Regions from separate parts of the Homo sapiens genome. Here region 2 is linked to region 1. A link is an interaction called in ENCODE POLR2A ChIA-PET data of the cell type or tissue named here. Cell type or tissue: MCF 10A. All regions are shown on one strand. Each heading gives the region's core, and the rest is flanking DNA. Links, peaks and the distances in the headings are about the cores only.

Region 1 (5,385 bases), core at 304-5,303:
ATAAGTTGATAATTTTATTTTCCCATATACTTATCAATGTCTTCATCATAAAATTTTTCATAAGTTTTTAGTTATAGCTGTAGGTTTCATTGTTTACTTGAAAGAAAATTAAAAACTAATTTTGCCTAGGGAAATATTTCACATAACTGCTTAAGTTTAAATGAATTTCAAACAGTATAGATTGATCTAGAGTATAGGAACAAAAAGATTGTTAACTAAGAAGATAAAAAAGTTTGGGTCTTTTGGGAAAATTAATACTATTGCAGGGAAGTACAGAGAATTCTCACTTTAAAATGTTTAAACAATAGTGCTTAGTTAAGCTCCAACACTCTGCTAGTTTCTTGGGGTTGCCATAACAAATTACTACAAACTCGTGATTTAAAACAAACACCATTCTCTCACAATTCTGGAGACTAGAAGTCTGAAGTTAAGGTGACAGGAGGGCCTCAGTCTCTCTGAAGGATTTAGGGAAGGATCCTTCCTTTCCCTCTTCCAGCATCTGGTGGCCCCAGGGGCTCCTTGATTGGTGGTAGCATAACTCTGATCTCTTTCTCTGTCATCACATGGCCGCATTCTCTGTTACTGTGTCCAAATCTCCCTTTCTTTTCTTTTATAAAGATGCTAATCATTGGATTTAGGGCTCACCCTAAATCCATGATAATTTTCATCAGAAGATCCTTAACTATATCTGCAAAGACCCTGTTTCCAAATAAAGTCACATTATGAGATTCTGATGGACGTGAATTTTTGGACAACGCTATTCAACTCACCACAAACACAATGGTTCATGCAGTTATTATAATAATAGTAGTTTGTAAATATTAGGAAATCTATCTGGATAGAACAGTGCTAAATAGGCTTAATTTTTTAAAAACAATTTTGCAACAAACAAAATTATTCAAAAAGCCAAACATATGAAATAGGAATCACTCCCACAACATTACAAGTTAAATCAGCATCCACTCTAAATACTTCATTGAAAAATAAGCTGTAGAAAATTCAGAATTCCTTGGAAGACAGATACATAGCTTTGCATGATTTTTTGTTTGTTTGTTTAGAGACAGAGTCTTTGTGATGCCTAGGCTGGTCTCAAACTCCCGGGCTCAAGCGATCTGCCCGCCTTGGCCTCCCAAAGTGCTGAGATTACAGGCCTTTTTTTTTTTTTTTTTTTTTTTTGAGATGGGGTCTCGCTCTGTTGCCCAGGCAGGAGTGCAGTGGCACTATCTTTTTAAAGTTTTTTGTAGAGATGGGGTCTCCCTATGTTCACCAGGCTGGCCTGGAACCCCTGGCCTCAAGGAATCCTCCTGCCTTGGCCTCCCAAAGTGCTGATATTACAGGCATGAGCCATTGTACCGAGCCTGTTTTACACAGTTTTAAGAAAGGCTTAAATTTGTGTTGTGTTCCTTGTTCTAACTTTAAATTACTAGTGCCACCTGTTTTCTCCATATTATTATATTGATAACAACCAGTAGATACTTTCTTGGGATCTAGTGTCACAGCCTACATTTCTCTATACACTTGTTTTACAAGCAGAGACTATCAGATTGAATCTTCATTCATTTAAAAAAATTGAGTGTGTTCACATTATTGCATTGACTCTTCATGGTTACACTGAGTTATCCTTGAAGGTGCATAAAGGTAAAATAATTTGTCCATGTTCATACTGATCATGAATGGAATTAAAAGGGATTAAATGAAACTTGAACCCAGTTTTCTGGCTTTAAATCAAAACTTTTGTCTATAAATACATTGTGGGGACTGGGAGGTGGAGATGAGTAGTGGCAAAGGCACTGAATTGATAAACAGTGAGTAGATTCTCAATTTGGCTGGAATATTGGGACCATAAGAAGAGAACTAATGAGTAATAAATGAAGATTATATTAGAGCAGCCAAAACAGTTTTTTTTCCAACTATTTTACTAGGCCAACCACTTTACATTGTGTTTCTTCTGTCCTCCTTCTCTGGAGTTGAAATTCTTGATATTTTGGCAGCCACAGGTGAGAAAATTGATACAAATAAATAAAAGAAAATTTAAAACTTGTTACACAGGAAGGTTTAAAAGTGTTTTCACTTTTGGTAGTGGAAACTTTGGTAGTCAGGAAGATTGAAAATGCTTTTGAAAATTTTTTTTGTTGCAAAGTATGGTTGCTGTTTTTGGCATAACAGGTTAAGTCCAGATTCCTAATTATGGTAGAAAATAATTTTTCCCCTCATCAGTAAAGTATTTTGTAGAAAGTAAAAAACTATGCAAATTGACCACTGTTAAAAGATCATTCTCAGAAAACATTGCTTTTTTTCAAGCTTCTTGAATTTAATGCTTTGCTTTTAACTATGATTACAACTCCAGAGAATTTTCAAATGTTGAAACCTGTATAGCATGTTGTAATCTGTAGTGTTATGAATACCACATAAATTTAGAGACAGCAATGAAACATCACATTTTTTTCCCCACTCTTAAATGTTGACTTAAGAAGTCACCTAGTAGACTCTCACTGGTAGGTATGATTAAAAATGGATAGAGCCTATAGAATTTTTTGTTAAAATATTTATTTTGAAACAATGAATTGTTCCCCAAGAAGCAGTTTTTGTTTTACTCCTTCTAGTGTATTGGTTTTTTTGTTTTGTTTTAAGATTCTGTTGCAGCCTTGGAAATGAGGAGGATTGGGATACTTTTTTTTTTTTTTTTAAATTAATGAAAGAATGTTAAACCGTAGAATACAAGTTAATGAAAAGTCATGTAAGTAAAAAGCAATTTTAGTTTTGTAAGGTATACATGTATTTTACTGTAGAAACTAAGAACACGAATAGTAAAACAGTATTCAGTACATCCTACAAATAACTTAAAATATTTTAGTTTTATCTTGTGTAAGTAGGAAGTCATGCGGAGATGGGTGTCATACCCGTCAAGATGCTCCAACAGAGAATCAAATATACTTTGGTCTTAGAATTTAGAGTTTTGCCACTAAAGACTTTTAAAGCCATATTGTGCTTTTATAGTTACAAGCACAAATGGGGGTAACACCTTGGGAAAAGTTCTGGCTCTCAAAGGAACCAGGTTAATTGCCTTTGCTTTCAGATTGATTGTCTGGTGTTCTCTCTTTCTTTTTTTTCTCTTCTCTCTCTTTTCTCGGTCTCCTTTCTCTATAAACTGTGTTTTGTTTTACTCACATTTGACTTTACCTCCTTATGGACTTAGTTTCTGGACTGATCCTTTCTCCCTGGCTATTGAGTTCAGGTGTCCATGTGATTTGGAAACTCTGCTCATCTATTTTTCTACCCAGTTTTTACTTTTAATTCATAACCAGGATGGTGGTGGTTCTGCTGCATATTTCTGGTGCATGCTTCTGCATATTCATTTGCATATTGCTTCCACTGACGTGCCTGTGCTAAACTGTTTTACTTACAGTAGTAATACATACTTGTTAAAAATTTTAAGCATTACAGAAACTTGCAGACTCTTGAATGTAGTACATAGCTCTACAGATCTTATCACAATGAATTTGTTTCTAGGTACTTGAACAGAAACTTTCTAATTCTTTCTTTTTTTTTTTTTTTTTTGAGATGGAGTCTTGCTCTGTCACCCAGGCTGGAGTGCAGTGGCACAATCTCGGCTCACTGCAATCTCCACCTCCTAGGTTCAAGCGATTCTCCTGCCTCAGCCTCCTGAGTAGCTGGGATTACAGGTGCCCACCACCACTCCCAGCTCATTTTTGTATTATTAGTAGAGACAGTGTTTCACTATGTTGGCCAGGCTGGTCTTGAACTCCTGACCTCAGGTGATCCGTCTGCCTCGGCCTCCCAAAGTGATGGGATTATAGGCGTGAGCGACTACTCTGGCTGAAACTTTATAATTCTCTTAATAAAATGAAACTTTCTAATTCTCTTAATAAAATGAAACCCTTAATAAAACAAAACCCTGTAATTTTAAACACTACAGAAACCTGCTGACTCTTGAATGTAGTACATATCTCTTCAGATTTTGTCACGATGAATTTAGTTCTAGGTACCTGAACAGAAACTTTAAAATTCTCTTAATAAAATGAAACCCTAGTCCTCCAAGGTTGACAGCGGAAGGAGCGCCTGCCTCTGTATGGGAAGGATTGGCTTGAACTCAAAGCTCCAGTTCTTCTATTTCTCCAGTGATCTCATGGAGTGCCACTTTTTCTTAACATTCTGGCCTAACTCCCACTGCCAAATCATTCATACTTTTATTTGCTGAGGCAAAGCTGCAGCAGTGAAATAAAACTTTTCTAAAGGTTAAAAATAAAAAGATAATGAAACCAGAGAATAACTTTTAAGTCAGTAGTCTGGTTTGCAAGGTATAGTTTCCTCCTTTTCAGTCTGTAGTCTCCTAAAGGGATTCCACCCTGCCTAGTTTGTGGTCTGCCATCATATGATGAAGGTCATCTTGCCTTTCAGCATGTTTCCTTAAGTCTAGGCCCTAGATGGTGGCAAGACAGACAACCTATTCCTGTCAGGTCTATCTAATGAGGTCCATTTTCCTGGTTCCAGTTTTCCATCCAAATGTCTGTTTCTTTTCTGTATGATTGATATCAGGGCTATGCTTCAGGAGATATTCCATTTCTTATCCAAGGCCTTAAACTACAGCACTAACTGGTCTGCTACATTATAATTTAGCACAAGAAGAAGAGATACACACATACAGCAGTGTGGGAAGGGACATCTTTGTTTTTGTACCTGTTTGCCACCCATGGTCCTAGCATTGACAAAACTTTGATGTTACCTAGAAACATGGTCATAACATTCATACACAAATCAAAGCACAGCTAAATAAGCTTTATATTTTCTGTTTCTTCTAAAAGAAAAATAAGTTCTTTAGAAGCATGTGCTCATATTTATTTTTAATTGATTCATTGTAGTCTTTTCTGTTTGATTTTAATCTGAACAAATAATGATACAATTTTTATTACTTAGTAAGCATGAATGTTGAAGCAATTTTTTAAAAAACAGTAATTCGAGTTCAAAAACATCTAGATCCTGGGCTGATTTAACTTGTGCAATTAAGTTGAAGTAATGATTTCTGAAAGCTTGTCCTATCCCTTTCATTTGACTCCCTTTTGTACAATGGGTCTGTTCTTTCTACTAATAATTAAACAGAATAATTAGTTATCAAATAATTCAAAAACTAAAAACGGTCTTCTATTTACATGTTACAAAAAGGCTCACTCCAGGGATTTATTTATTCATTTATTTATTTATTTATTTATTTTTTTTTTCGGAGACGGAGTCTCACTCTGTCACCCAGGCTGGAGTGCAGTGGCGCGATCTTGGCTCACTGCAACCTCTGTCTCCCAGGTTCAAGTAATTGTCCTGCCTCAGCCTCCACAGTAGCTAGGATTACAGGCATGTGCCACCATGCCTGGC
Region 2 (5,385 bases), core at 178-5,177, 81 kb before region 1:
TGTCTCCAGAACTGGTAAGCTAGAAGTAACCCCAGGGTCTCCTAGCCACATCCTAACAGCTATATTGATTCAGTCCATATCCTTGACTTCCAGCCTCAGTTTCCCTCAGTCTGTCTTTTCAGTGCCCCCCCACCCCGAAAACTGAGACTTGTCCTGAACCCAGGTCCTCTTGGCTTGGGTTCTGGTTGTGGTTCTGAGTCCCTGCCTTCCCTGGCCAGCATCCTTTCACGTCGGGGCTGACCCTGCTCCACTGGTTGAGTCTGTGTGTTTGAAGTGGACAAACTCCCTCCAGTTTTAGCTGCTGCTCTCAAGCAGCAGACCAGTTGACTTGTGGGAATAGTCCATGGTGCTGAGAACCCTATACAACTTATGTCCAAGCCTGCTAAGTTATTAATAATAAGTACAGTGTTCTAAAGGTGAGGACCCCAAGGTCTACAGAATAAATATGACTTTGTGACAGTCAAATAGCAAGTTTGTATCATATTAGGCCTAGAACTCAAGGTTTTTGCAATCTAGTCCCCTCCATAGGCAGACTTAGCCCCATTCTAGGGTAAACTGCTTTCCTCCTAGTTTATGCCTAGAAATTTAGAAAATATTCCAAAGCAGAAGCCCAATTACAAGGCCTGAGACCCACAGGATGGAGGAGGAGAGAAGACCCCAGTGTTTGAGAATAAAATTAGTTCTACTTTTCAAAAGAGGGGCATGAATCAGGAAAGTCCTGAGCAGCAGGACTGATTTTATGTGGAGCCCTAGACCATCAGTCTGGATCTAGTCATCTTAAGATGCTTCTTACATCTCAAGAATGTACCAGGAACCTGGAGTAGGGCTGGGCTCATAGGTGAGAAGAGACAGGGTAGAAAATTGAGGAAGGATATGGGGGTGAGGAACCAGGCTGGACCTGACACAGAGATGTTCAAGTAGCCCACATGTCAGTTGAGACCTCTCTGCTTCATAAGTCTTGGGTAACAATTGACTTAAAATACACATCCCCATGGCCTATGGAAGTCTACAGCTTTCTCCGAAATTTCTGTAAATACCCAGGACACATACATTCTCCTGTCCTAGTCTCTCAGGGATAATGTTCTTTGAGTAGTCTTTGCTCTGTGCTACATCAATCAAAGCATAAATTTAGCTCTTTCACAGAAAAAAATCTTAATATACCATATATGAATTTAATAGACTTTGCTGAAAATGTTGGGAGGGGTTTCACAGAAAGTGAGTCTGCTCATTCACTGTACCCTGGACAACCTAAAAGTCTCATTCATCATTGCACATTCTTGCTCCCTGCAGTCCTTGTCAGCCACCCACTTAAGATGGTTTTCTCTATTGGCTTCAACACTACACCCACCCTCACCTCACTGCACCCATCCTCACATGCTCCTCTGGTTCTTCTGTCTTCCTTCTGTCTTCTCTTTCCTCTGTTCTTTCTTCTCCATCCAATCTCTCCAAAGTCAGACATAAATTCCTTTCCTTATCTCATGCAGAGAGGCTCTAGTGGGGGAAGGAGGAATTATACCTCGTTTGCTTCATTATTAAACTCTTTTTTTTTCCAAGCAAAAACACTTCCTTCCCATCAAGAATTCTAGTGCCAGATGTTTATTAAGGTAATTCAAAAAATTACTCAATACACATGTGTAAACAAAAAGTATGCAGAGTTATTCTGATGGATAGTTCATGCCAGACCAAGCACTATGATAGTCCTATTCAAAATGGACTAATGAGAATGTTTAGAGCATCCTGTCTGATTTAGGAGTATGCCCTTGACCATAAAAGCTCAGCTGAATCCCAGAACTGAGCCTGGGAAAACTTGATTTGTCTTGTGCCCTTTGAAAGAATTTTACAAACTGCTGCTACAGGCAAGATACCCAAAATGGGGTGCTGCTTTTATTAGATAAGACAAAAAGGTACCTATGGCAACCAGAAAGTTTCGAGGTTTTTCAGACCTGTGTGGACTCTTAAGGTATTTTCAGCTCGCAAAATTTTAGCTGAACTGTGATATCAATTCAGTTGCAAAAATTGGCATGAGCAAAAATGCAATGGTCATTTCATATGGTCAAATCAGGTGACTAGCTGAACAATGAAACTTCAAGATATGTGGCTTGTTCCACTTGCTACCTAATGGTGTAAAACAACAACCAGTTTATTATTCTCAAGGATTATATGGGTCAGGAGTTTGGGAAGGACATGACAAGGACAGCTTGTATTTGCTCTACAACATCTAGAACCTCAGCTGGAAAGTCTCAAGGCTGAGGATTACTGAATAGCTGGGAGCTGGAATTATCTGAAGGCTCTTTCACTCATGTGTCTTGGTGCTTGAGGTCAGAAAGTCTGCATATGACCTCCTCATCTGGGCTTCTTCATAGTTTGCTGGTTAAATTCTGTGGTAAGAAGCCTCTAAAATGGTCCCCAATGAGTTCCACCTGCTGGTATTCACAGCCTTGTGTAATCTCATCCCCTTGATTAAATTGCTTCTAACTCATAGAATATGGCAACATTGAAGGAATATTTCTGCTATGATTAGGTCACAAGATAATCTCTCTCTTTCTCTGGCTTTGATGAAGGAAACTGCCACAATGAAGAAGCTCACATGGTAAGGAATTGAGTGTTACCCTGGCCAATAGCTATACAAAACTAATGGTCTTCAGTCCAACAATCCCTAAAGAAGTGAATCCTGCCAAAAACCACGAATAAACCACGTAAGTGACTTTGGAAGTAGATTCTTCTCCATTCAAACATTCAGATGAGACCCCAGCCCTGACCAAAATCTTGATTATAGCCTTGTGAAAGATTCTGAAGCAGAAGACACAGTTAAACTGTGGTTGAGTTCCTAACTCAGAAACACTGTGGGATGGATAATAAATGTGTATTGTCTTAAACTACTAAGTTTTGGGGTTGTTACATAGCAATAGATATCTACTATAAGTTCCAAGAGCAAATATCTCACAAGAACCAGGCAGAAACCATAGCTTTTATGACCTAGGCTCAGAAATTACATAGCATAATTTCCCCCAAATTCACAAGCCTGTACAGATTCAAGCAGATGGAATATAGACCACATCTCTCACAAGGAGGGTTGTACAAGTGCCAACATGTCATCATAGGAAGAACATGTGGGAGGAGAGATGCTGCTGTGGCCATCTTTGGGGAACACAGTCTGCCTTGTGGCTCTTTGGCCTTGACCTGTAGCATGGCCTGATCTACTCATGTGAAAATTTCAAGGAAGATTTATGTTGTTTTGCTATTTTGAAATTGAGGTTTTGTTTATGTTCCTCCTGACATGTCTCCTCTGCTTTTAAGAAATTCTCAAGCAATTCATCAGCACGTCACAAGATTAATGGGAGTTTCCCCTCCTGCAACCAAGGAGACCTCAGAACCATAATTTCCAAGAATGTGAATGACTATCTGAAGAATAAGATCCTCTCCACTTAAGAGTGACTCCTAATAAATTACAACATGCCCTGGCTACACGTTCTGAAACATTCCTGTATTGCCCCACACTCCATGCCAGTTGAGGGGAAAGAAGACAGTGAATGAGGGGGATGTGGTTGGGGGATCTAATGGACACTCGGGCGGGGCTGACTCCAGTGGTATTTCCAGTACCCCATAAACTCACAGAACTTCTGAACACGAAGGAATCTCAAAGATCGATCAATTAAATTTATACTGGAAATGTAGCTACGATCATAGCTATGAATTGAATTTATTTATTTAGTGAGATCTGACTATAATAGTATGTCCTTTATAGCTGAATGAAGTAGACATTAGTGTCTAATAGAACTCAAGTATGTCAGACTTCACCAGTTTGTAAACTCATGCTTCTATTTAATGCACCATCATTGTAGCTTGAGCCTCATCCTACTTGACTTCGTGAAATCAGGATTTTATCCAATTCCGCTGGGGAACACTTACGTGGTCCACCCATTTCCTCTGTACTTTTCATCTCTGCCAGCTGCCTGGCCCCACATGGGGGACTCCTATGTCTGAACACCTGCTTCCTTCAGGGTACAACTTTCCTAACTCCACTGTTGTGCCCCAGCATGGGCTGTACAGACTCCTCCACCATTTCCCTGTTGTGATAAAGCAGACTAGGCTGAAACTTTTAACAAGACATTACCAAAGGCTTGGAGAGAAAAGAGAATTACAACAGAGAGAAACTTGAAACTCAGTACCTTTGCCCAGATTCCCCAGTCTCTGGGTTTGACTTCTACATTGCTCTCTACTGCTGCCATGGAGGAAGGGCCAGCCTGCCTCCCCACAGTGGGAAGATACTTCATTCTACAAATCCTTGAGGTTCAGATCAAGGAGGCAGTTATTTCCCTCACACTTCAACCTAAGCTCCATGTCCTTAGTCTTTATTTCCTGCCTTAGGATTGATCGTGTTCCAGGAGGCCTGAGAATTAATGTGTCTATTTCGTGGAAAACTCCAACTTCTAAACAATAACATAACAAGCATTCTAACCATAGAACACTGTGTGTGATAATAACAGCCCAGTCAATGCTGAGTCCCATAAAGCCCAGTTAAGTTCTTTTCCCCATTCTCTCCTCTAGCATGAGTCTATGATCATGGTTATACAGTTGTCTAGCCATCTTCAGTGTCTCAGCTCTTGAGTTTCTATGATTGTCTAGTTGGAAAATGGCTTATTCGGCCTGGCATAGTGGCTCACGCTTGTAATCCCAGCACTTTGGGAGGCTAAAGTGGGCCAATTGCTTGAGCCCAGGAGTTCAAGACCAGCCTGGGCAACATGGCAAAACCTCATCTCTACAAAAAATACAAAAATTAGCTAGTCATGGTGCCCCTATAGTCCCAGCTACTCAGGAAGCTGAGGTGAGAGGATCGCTTGAGCCCAGGAGATTGAGGCTGCGGTAAGCAGAGATCATGCCACTGCACTCCAGCCAGGGCAACAGAACAAGACTCTGTCTCAGAAAAAAAGAAAAATGGCTTATCCGTTAAAAAATTTTCAAGAGCAAGCAATAATAAAGTGACAAATGGCATTGTAAATACATAGGAAATTTTAGGCTGGGCATGGTGGCTCTCACCTATAAAGCCAGCATTTTGGGAGGCTGACGTGGGAGGATCATTTGAGCCCAGGAGTTTGAGACCAGCCTGGGCAACATAGTGAGACTCCATCTCTGCAAAAAAATAAAAATAAAAAAAATAGCCAGGCATGGTGGCACATAACTATACACCTAGCTACTCAGGAGACTGAGATGGGAGGACTGCTTGCGCCCAGGAGGTCAAGGCTGCAGTGAGCCATGATTGTGTCACTGCACTCCAGCTTGGGTGACAGAGCCGGACCCTATCTGAAAAGAAAAGAAAAGAAAAGAAAAGAAAAGAAAAGAAAAGAAAAGAAAAGAAAAGAAAAGAAAAGAAAAAGAAAAAGAAAA

The links. Peaks named below come from ENCODE experiments on the same cell type or tissue, not always from the same donor. Only the 100,000 strongest peaks of a DNase experiment are listed, where the experiment ranks them.
Region 2: POLR2A ChIA-PET joins it to region 1 with 5 read pairs; 5 of 35 experiments call an interaction of 5 or more read pairs at or near these places.

Annotation. Positions count from the first base shown.
Region 1 is chr11:10,272,924-10,278,308 of GRCh38, reverse strand. All of the region lies in intron 1 of SBF2 (SET binding factor 2), which reads left to right. Among named protein-coding and RNA genes, the nearest start is that of SBF2, 19 kb to the left of the region's middle. In MCF 10A, for the core only: no CTCF peak of the experiment used is centred there; no DNase peak of the experiment used is centred there.
Region 2 is chr11:10,353,381-10,358,765 of GRCh38, reverse strand. The region is part of intron 2 of CAND1.11 (a long non-coding RNA gene); the gene reads right to left. Among named protein-coding and RNA genes, the nearest start is that of CAND1.11, 48 kb to the right of the region's middle. RefSeq lists enhancers at 4,246-4,776, 4,777-5,308. In MCF 10A, for the core only: no CTCF peak of the experiment used is centred there; a DNase peak (open chromatin) is centred at 3,275.